Regions from separate parts of the Homo sapiens genome. Here region 1 is linked to region 2. Evidence: read pairs that join two places in POLR2A ChIA-PET (ENCODE). Cell type or tissue: PC-9. All regions are shown on one strand.

What was found. ChIA-PET counts read pairs that join two places held together with the same protein. Peaks named below come from ENCODE experiments on the same cell type or tissue, not always from the same donor. Only the 100,000 strongest peaks of a DNase experiment are listed, where the experiment ranks them.
Region 1: POLR2A ChIA-PET joins it to region 2 with 6 read pairs; 2 of 35 experiments call an interaction of 5 or more read pairs at or near these places.

What each region holds. Positions count from the first base shown.
Region 1 is chr4:147,190,693-147,195,692 of GRCh38, forward strand. No RefSeq gene overlaps it. Among named protein-coding and RNA genes, the nearest start is that of MIR548G, 150 kb to the right of the region's middle. In PC-9, no CTCF peak of the experiment used is centred here; no DNase peak of the experiment used is centred here.
Region 2 is chr4:147,358,770-147,363,769 of GRCh38, forward strand. No RefSeq gene overlaps it. Among named protein-coding and RNA genes, the nearest start is that of MIR548G, 17 kb to the left of the region's middle. In PC-9, no CTCF peak of the experiment used is centred here; a DNase peak (open chromatin) is centred at 3,092; H3K27ac peaks cover 2,596 bases.

The sequences.
Region 1 (5,000 bases), 170 kb before region 2:
TATGGGTTGAGTTTTTTTCTGCCTCCTCATCCTATTACAGTCACCTGGGCCGCTTCCAGCCATATCTCAAAACATGACAAGATACAATCAATCTAAGATAACTTTCAGCTAGAGTTCTATAACACTCTGACTTAAGAGTCACAATTTGCCAAGCAAAATTAATGCCATCCAAGTTTGCATAGATGGAAATTGTATCATGTTTCTTTAGAATATTTTTCAAGTAAAATGTAGAACAAGCATGCATATATATATATATATATATATATATATATATATATATATATATATATCTGTTTTTGACTGTGTGAGTTGGTACGATGGCGTGAGCTGGTAGGAAAGCACATAGAGAAGTGTAGCAAGAAAGAGATTTATTAATGAGTTCTCCCACATCCCTCCAGGATGGGAGAGACAAAGCTACTGGAAATGTAAAGATGAATGAAGAAAAGACAAGCCACAGAAACTGGGGCCTCAGGGAGTTTTGGTAGAGAATTAAAAAGTAGGGTAACCAACTATCCAAGTTTATCTGGCACAGAAGAGTCTCCTGGGAAATGAGACTTTCAGGGCTCAAGCTGGAAAAGTCCCTGGCAAACCCCAATGAATTGATTACTAGAACTTGAAATTGTTTGGAGTTTTGCTCAATCAAAGATTAAGGATGTGAAAGAATTGTACAGAAAAGAAAAGAAAGTTAGACTTTCTTTAACGTATCTTGCGAAAATATGAAAATATCAGAAATATTTTTATTATTCTTGATTGGTAGGCTGTACTTTGTTGAATGCAACTTTGTCCAGGGACTTTTGTGCTAGCTGCATACATATTAATGAAAGACAATAATACTGTCAAATACTTATTGGGAACTTAACATACCATCCACAGATTGAAGTGCTTTGCACGGAATATCTCAATTGTCCTCAAAGCAACCTTAGTAGATGAGTACTGTTATTAGTTACTTTTTACAGATAAGGAAATAAAGGCATGCATTTTAGGCATTTTTTCCTAGAAGAAATCTTGACACAAAATTGACATGTGACAGATGATTAAAGGACTTTCAACTATATTCCAACAATGTAGAAGTAGTCAGGGTACATGGGTTAGCTGATCATGTGGTATCACTGAAATATTTGCATACTTCCACATGCCTGGGTCACATATTCTGACACTTTAGTTTCAAGCCATGAAGGCCATTGCAGAAGAAATGCTTATTAAAGTAAATACTTATTAAAGTAAAAAGATTGAGGCATATGAGTATTTTTTTTCAGCTAAATATTCCAGGTCAGTGAAAATGCAAAGACATTTTAGGTCACAGGAAACCACCTGGGATGTTTCAGCAGCTCATGTGTAGATTAACCCTGGGACAAGAGGGAGAGGAGAGGACCTTACTTGTCAGGTTCAGGATGACACTGTAGAACTTACATGCTTTCAATTTGATCTTCCCTTCATAAAGCTAACATTCATAACATGTCAAACACTGTACATAACCTATCATCTCTTTCTATCCTCATCACCATCTTATGAAATGTAGTTATTGCAAGTTTAAGCTTACAGATAAGGAAATAGAGGTACAGAGAGATTAAGTAACTTGGCAAGATCACAAGGCTAGCAAATGGTAAAGCCAAGATCTGAACACAGGCTTTATCCATTTAGTTATCTCAATTTCCTACTGTAATGTATATGGACTGCAAGAATGTTAAACTTACAGGAAAACACAGCAACTATTTAGTTAGCCTAACTTCCTTATTGTATTAGTAGTAAACTAAAGCTCCAAGGATTGTTAAGAGATTTGGGAAGACAGTGTGTATACCAGAAGGAGCAAGGTATTTCAACACAAATAACCTGGATTGGATCAGTAGTTTTACAACCTATTAACTCTCTCATTTGTGCAGATTATTTAACCTTTCTATACCTCAATTCTGTCATTTGTAAAATGAAGGTAATAATATCTACTTATAAGGGAGATTTCAAGATTAAATTAGACAATGTATGTAAAGCATTTAGTAGAGTTTCTCACATATAGTAAGGGATCAATAGATGATATTGGTATTAGATTTATTAATAACATTTAATATTAACAATTAATATTATTATTATTGCATAACTACCTAGTAATTATTATTGTTACTACTACAACTACTATTACATCATCATCATGATCACCATCATACCAGCTCACAGAGCAGTCAACTGCAAAACCAGGCTTAAAATCTGGTTGCCTAACTTACCATGATGACATATTTTCTTCTCTATTATAGAAACAACATGAAAACCTCAAACTGAGAAAGCATTTAAAAAAGACTCTTGGCATTCAGAAGGTTATTTGTAACATGTCCATAAAATTGCAGATAAGAATGTAGAATAATTTAAATGGCATAGAGTACAAAGAAGCAAATTCAATGCCATGCAATCTTGGGCGCTAATGATGTTTCTCTAGAATATTTTCCAAGTAAAATATAGAACAATTATATGTATATGTATTGGGTTTTGGCTTTATTCTTTATTTCTTTTGGCTTCTAGATGTGCACTATAAAAACATGGAAGATGGTCAGTCCTTCTGGTTTTGTAGCATGGATTTGAGAATATAAAAACAGAGGGTCCACAAGCTAACCCAACAGTGGTCTAACTTTATGGAGATATCTTTCTGTACAAGCCAACAAATGACAGACCTAAAGCAATTTGGCTTTCTGAGTACTGATGCAGCACTTCAAGAAGCACTTCAAGGAGCCATCTTGCCTCTTTCTTCTCCCTCATTTGACAAAATGAAATGTTAGGAACATTTACTCCCATGTATAAACTTCTCTAATAAGAATTCAGGGAAGAACACCTTACAACACACTATTTGTCATATATAAACTGTTCCGCATAGTCATTTTTATTACATAAGTAACATACACTATTAGTATGAAAAATTAGAAAAATAAATAAGCTAAAATAAGAAAATTAAAATCATTAATAATACCACAGTATGAAATAACTATTGTTAATATTTTGTTGTGTATATTTGCTGACTTTTTCTAAGCATATAAAAATTCATACATAGATAAATATACCAAATTTTAAAGATGCATTATATATAATCCTTTTTCCCATAGCTAAATTTAAAATTTCCATATTATATATAATAATTATATCCCATATCGTGGTTTTAAATAGTTGCCTGACATTCCATTATGTAGATGTACCATAACTTATTAGTCAAGCCTCTATTAATGGACAGTAGAGTGGCTTCCAATCTTCTTGCTGTTATAAACAACTCATTTTTATAAATACACTTGTTTATAAACCTTAGTACACTTGTTTAATATTTCCTTAGAAATAAAGAATTCCCAGACATGGAATTACCAAGTCAGGGACTGCAAACTTTTAAGATTTAACATGTACTTTGTATTAAGTAATAGGTATGTATTTGTAATATGTATGCATACATTTTGCCATATTTATCTTCGGAACCAGGTACTGATTTTCACTCCCAGCAGTGGGTATAAACGAGCCTGCCCCACTGCCCTTTATGGTTGAGTGAGCCAGCAACTTGCCTGGGCAGTCATGGCTTCCCACAGAAAAAGTCTATGAAGGCCCTCTACTAGTGCCACCTTTGTGAGACAAGGCAAGGACAAGAGACAACACCCAGCTGTCCCATGGATTGGCTAACAGCCACTGACAACACCCACATGTACTGTGATATCAGAGGCCAGCAAAGGAAAATATCCAAAAATAACAAAGCAACTGAGAATTGCTGGACACTGTCAGAGAGAAAATTATGATTTTTAAATGCATATGTGTTTTCCTTTAACAAATAGGACAGGGTGAAAAAGGAGCCATCCACGTTCAGCAAATAAGACTTGCTCTGAAAAACATTGAAAAAGAGAGAGGAAAGGGAATCATTACAGATTTGGAAAACGTGTGGCAAATTTCCTGGCCAGTAAGAGTAGAATATTAGAATGTCCAAAGGGGGAAACAAAACAAAACAAAAAAGCCCACTTTCTCCTGTGCCTGGGTAGCATTTTCAATCATTTTCTACCAGCCGATTTAAAAACTGAAACTTAAATCTCTGTGAATGCAAGCAAGGGCAAAGCAACAGAATGAGCTAGAACACCCTTTCTGCCTCTGCTGGCTTTGCACGGAAGGCAGCTAGTGCCTGCCTCTAACTGGGTCGCTCTATCCTTTCCTGGAGCCCACAAAGCTGAAAGAGAAGACTCAGTGAAGGCAGAGCTGGGGAGACACCAGATGTGGATACCATAGATGAGGATGTAGGTGGAGAGGAGGCAATGAAGTGCAATATACACTTGGGGCAAACAAATAAAGTACTGTCTTCTACCCTGTAGGTCATGAGAGAGGAGTTTCTTAATTATCTTACAGATAGTTGCATGGTGCCTACTGAAAGGATTCTCCAGTAGCAACTCATTTAAAGCTATGACAAATTATCCCTGTTTTCAAATGGGGAAACTGAGGCATGCCAAGATTAAATCTTTTGTCTAAGATAATATAGCTAATAAGTGGAAGAGCTGAGATTCGAACCCAAGGAGCCTGGTTCTAAAATCCACAGTCTTCACCGCATTGGTATGCTGTCTCTCAGGCCAGTTACAATGTAGGACTGAAGGACTGAAGACTAAGGTTCAAGTCCCTGGTCCACCTCCAATTGTCAGCTCTAAGCTACCTAGGGTAAGTCATATAATTTCTCTAAGCCTCAGACTCCTCCTTGGAGAAACAGGCACAATCCAGAGATCAGCTTTGTCCTGATCCTCCCGCTCCAGCCCATGACCCACACCCACCTGGATGCAGAACTCAACACATCTTTGAGTTCCCTGTCCCGTTTTGTTTCCATTGAATTTCAGTCTGCAGTTTCACTCTCTACTCAAGCACCCACTTAGTCACACTAAAGCATGCTCATTATTCCCCCTTAAAGAATCCTTTGATGTAAAAACATTGGAACAGTGAATCTTGTTTTTCCAAGCATTTTTTTAGGTGACACAGAAGAGGGAGGGGAAATTCATTGCATACTGCAGAAAAAA
Region 2 (5,000 bases):
CTCTGCCTAGGAAAACCAGAGACCTTTGTTCACTTGTTTATCTGCTGACCTTCCCTCCACTATTGTCCTATGACCCTGCCAAATCCCCGTCTGCGAGAAACACCCAAGAATGATCAATAAAAAAAAAAAAAAAGAAAGAAAATAGATTTTCAACAACCCTATCAACAAGCCAGTCACGAGAGACCATATGTTGTATATTTCTATTTATGTGAAATGTCCAGACTAGGTAAATCCACAGAGGCAAAAAAGTAGATTAGTAGTTGGCAAGGGCTGGGGGTGGAAAGTGGGAAGAATAGGGGACAATAGGAAGTGACTGCTAATGGGTATGAGGTATCTTTTTTAAGTGATGAAATATTCTAAACTTAGATTTTAGCAATAGTGCAAAATTCTGTGCATATAATAAAAAGCATTGAATTATATACATTAAATGAGTGACATGTATAGCATATAAATTATGTCTCCTGTATTAGTCTGTTCTAATACTGCTATGAAGAAATACCTGAGCCTGGGTAATTTATAAAGAAAAGAGGTTTAATTGACTTACAGTTCCGGATGGCTGGGGAGGCCTCAGGAAACTTACAATCATGACAGAAAGGGAGTCAAACACATCCTTTTTCACATGGCGGCAGGAGAGAGAAGTGACGAGCAAAGGGGGAAGCCCCTTATAAAACCATCAGATCTTGTGAGACTCACTCACTATCATAAGGACAGTATGTGGGTAACCACCCTCACGATTCAATTATCTCCCACCGGGTTACCTCCCCCAACACATGGGGATTATAGGAACTACAGTTCAAGATGAGATTTGGGTGGGAACACAAAGTCTGACCATATCATCCCCATAACACTTTTTTAAAAATATCCTCTCAGAGGTTTAGTTTCCTAGAGCTGCTCAATATATGGATGGGTCAATAAAATCCAAGTGAGAGGGAGCCTTAAGATGAATCGCCTTTGCCTTACCCTGCTCTTTCTTTGGCAGTGATGTTTGTTGAATTTCTGTTTCCCTCTCTGCTTTCAGCCCATGGACTTGGAGTTGTGTTTCTCCATCAGTTCACTAACTTTGCTTTGAATTTCTGGCTCTCCTTAAAGTAACACCCAGTCCCCCTGTTCGAATGTCCACTGATCACTGACCCTGCCTCCTGGGTCTCATGCAAAGTCTGACACCTGAACACATTTTGGCATCCTTGATCAGCACACTCCTGGACTTTGTCAAGTGGAGTGTCAGTCTCCTCCCAGAAATGCTAGGTTAGAACCAAGGTGGGGACTCTGACGGACCTCAGGCCACACTCTTCAAGCAAAGAAGACTTGGCTTGATCTTGTGACAGCCACTTGTATTTAAATGAGATGCTGGGAAACATATGGAGACCTACACAAGGGAATACCCAAAAGCTTCTTGGGCATTACACTGACCTACATAGTATACGGTTTTCCATTTGGGCTGAGTCACACTGCCCCTGATCAGGATAGATGTTATAGGGAGATGGAACAGAAGGCAGGGAGTTCATAGCAGTACTATCTGGTACCCCAGCATCAGGGATGTCCCCAGCTTCCCGTGATATTCATGTAGGCCCTGGAAGCACCGCTTCATATAGTGATTGTTTATTTAATGTCCAAGTTTGGAATGGCTTAGAAAAAGAAAAAGACCTAAGAGCTTATATGATGTCATGGAAAGATAGAAGTCAGACATGTGGTTTTCTTGGGTTCTTCAGCTTTTCCCAATTTTCTCCACCCCACATTCAGAGCTCTATTTGCCTTCATCTGCAGAATCTCTGTAGGAAGCAGTTTTGAAAGGCACTGCTGAGTCACTGAGTTGTACTGTGGTCTGACTCTCTGATACTTTAAATTCTGATTTGAAGAAATTGCTTGAAAGCACTGATATCTTTTTCTCACCGCTGGCAAATGGCAAAGTTTTCACTGAGTGAAAAGCAATGTTTCGTAAGTGAAAAATATAAGAATCAATTTGTCCATCATTCCATTATCCTGCCCAAACACTTAACAATTAAGGGACAGGCCAGAAGGCTTCAGTTAATTACATAAAAGGTTTTTTTTGTTGTTTGTTTTTAAGTTAGGTTTAAAGAGTCCATGAGCTGCTGACAGTCTAAGAAAAATTCTTTCAGGCATTTAGCTGGAAGTTGTCACAGTTTGAATGGATGGTTTATTCAAAATGAAGATTAAATTTCTTTATAGCAATTCTAATTTCATGGAACTTTAAATCTTAAAAAATTTAATGAAACACCCTAATCTTATAGAAAATAAAAGTAGGAGCCAGTGAATAGAAGTGACTTTCCCAAGTTCCCATAGCTAAATATATGGCAAAACTAGGAATAGAAGGACCCAGGTCATCAGACTGTGGAAACAGGGCCCTATTTTACTTCAGGATGTGCCAATAATTTATGATGATGTGAATCTTCTGAAACTTATACATGATTCAAAGACACTGGGGAGGTGGGAAAAAATGGATTTGGAAGGGATGAGGAAGAATAAGAGGATCAAATAGCATCTTTATTCAGGCTCCCTGCAATGGTTGAAACAGAGAATATTGTAAAGAATATTACATGCCTTCCTGAATCAAAAGTAGCACAGCCCTGCTGGCAGCTAAGGAAGCAGGGTAATAGAAATCCCAACACCTCCACACTCAGCGCCTGGAAAATGAGAACCTAAAGCTTACTGTATTAGGATAAGGACAAGCCCAAAATCAATCATGACCCATGCCAGCCTTAAACAGTTACCATAATCTCTTACACTTGTGTATTATTCTCTTATATTAAAATAAGAATCCTAGTTGTATGCATTTATATTTGATATATAAATATACATTTGCCCTTAAAGGGTCATCTACTATAAAGGAAATTTTTTTAAAGAATTGCAAGGAAGAAATACAGTACGTTACATTTCATTAAACCATTCTCCTGATTTTCTGGAGATCTGACCTAATTTCTCTTTAGGCCTATTAGAAAATGACATCCTTCCATTGGCAGAAACTGTCTAATTACTTTTTGTTATGAGCTATTTCCAACATTGCTGATCTGCAATTCTACAGAGCACTTTCATGAGGGCAGAGGGCAACTGTGAGTCATAGAGACTCTGGGAGGAAAGCAGAGCTCTTTGTCTGAATAAGGAAAAGTTCAGTTGTTCCTTAGGTTTCGGGCATATCAGCTATTGCTGTCATTGGGAGTGTTTCCCAGAACTGAAAGTGAGCCTTTTAGAAAGGTTTGACATCAGGCAAGTGCTCTCTGGGGCAGGAGAGCTGCACTTTTCAGTGATAAGTACAAAGCCTAGGTTCCCTGATGAATAACAGCTTGATGATACTGGGTTAAGTTACTGAACTTCTCTATGAAATTACATCAGCCATACCATTAGGTTGTTTGGACCATTCAATGAAGTAAATACATAAATGTACATAGCCCATCACCTGCATAGATTATATCTTCCATAAGGAATAGTTGCCTTCCTTCCTCTTGGCTAAGGGAATTGGAGGTCTGGCTATACTGTTGGAGAGAAGAGTTGTACCACAAACAGACTCCACTGAAACCATGTGGACTTTGGGAAGACTGGGCCCAAACCATAGCTCAGAAAGAACATTTGGTGAAGGAGCCCAGGTCTATCCAACATGACAGCCACTCTTCTTCATGGTCTAGCCTAGTGCTATTCAAAGTGTGGTCCTTGGCCCAACTGTATCGATATCATCTCAGACCCTCTAAATCTGGATCTCTGGAGTAGGGCCCAAGAATCTGTGGTTCTACCAGCTCACCAGGTGATTCTTTTGCAGGCTCAAGTTTGAAAAACACTGCTTTAGAGAAAGTGTTCCTAGCAAACCCAAGAGGACAGGAAGACATGGACCAGGGTAACAATCAGATTTTCAGGGGCTCAAGCCAAGGAGGTTTTAAGAAAAGGTGTAACAAATGACTGCTAGGAAGCCTCTGGGAAAAACCTTTAGGAATCATGTAACAATTGTCAATTTTATAAACACTTTCGTTCACTTAGCAAACATGAATCCACATGCGCTTATTAATCTTCTAACCAGAAGTAAGCCACTGAGTTTTTCACAAATTGGCTGGACAGGCTGATTCCCAAGACAAGAAGAGATCATCCACAAAATCCTTAAATAAAAAGAGCCTAAGTGCTCATTTTTGGTGACAGCAAGCAAAGAGGGAGATGGGAAGACAGCATTTTACTCAGTAGTCAGTCGTAGGAGGAAAAGAACCAGGGAATGGAAGCAGTCCAAATCCCTAAGGCTTTCAGAAAGCAGGGGGAAAAAATAAAAGCTAGACATGGGACTGAAATCCAGAGGTTGAGACATGACCCATCAGGCACATAACTGGCAGGAAGCCCAGCAGCGAGGCTCCCTCTTAGGAACTAAGCATCTGCCTGTTTTCACGTCTCTGCAACATACTAAATTATCTGTTAGCAAGTAGTTGCAGCATCCACAAAGATCAGGGACACAGGACACTTAGAAAATTCAATTGTGTATGTAAATATTTACCTAGCTACTTCCTTGGAGTCTACAGACCTGTGACATTTTATTGGCAGACAGACTTTATGATTTCAGCGTGCCAGTGTATTTTATCAGAAATAAGTGAAAAAAAAACTCAAAACAACTTGGAAAATAGAGATGTTCAAGTCAAGGTTTATCCACCAATGCCTCTGAAACTGGAGGGGCTTCAGTGCAGACCTTTAATCCACAATGCCTGATTCTGAAGTGGCATGTCTGTGTAAGAGAATTTAACATCCTAAGGATCCGCCAGCCTCTTCTATTTAAAGTCAGGGCCATTGATCCCCTTTTTGGGTTGACCCACACCCCACCAACCCTCAGGATCTGGATGCCATATAAACATTAACCAGAAGAAATCAGTTGCGTATCTCAGGTAGATTTATCTTCTAGGTAATCTTATTCCTAGACATGCTTTTGCTTTTAGTTTCATTATATTTACTTTGCCTTTGCCCTGCTCTTGTGGCCAGTGCCCTCTTTGTGTTTTATCATGAACCTGCTATGTGCCCAC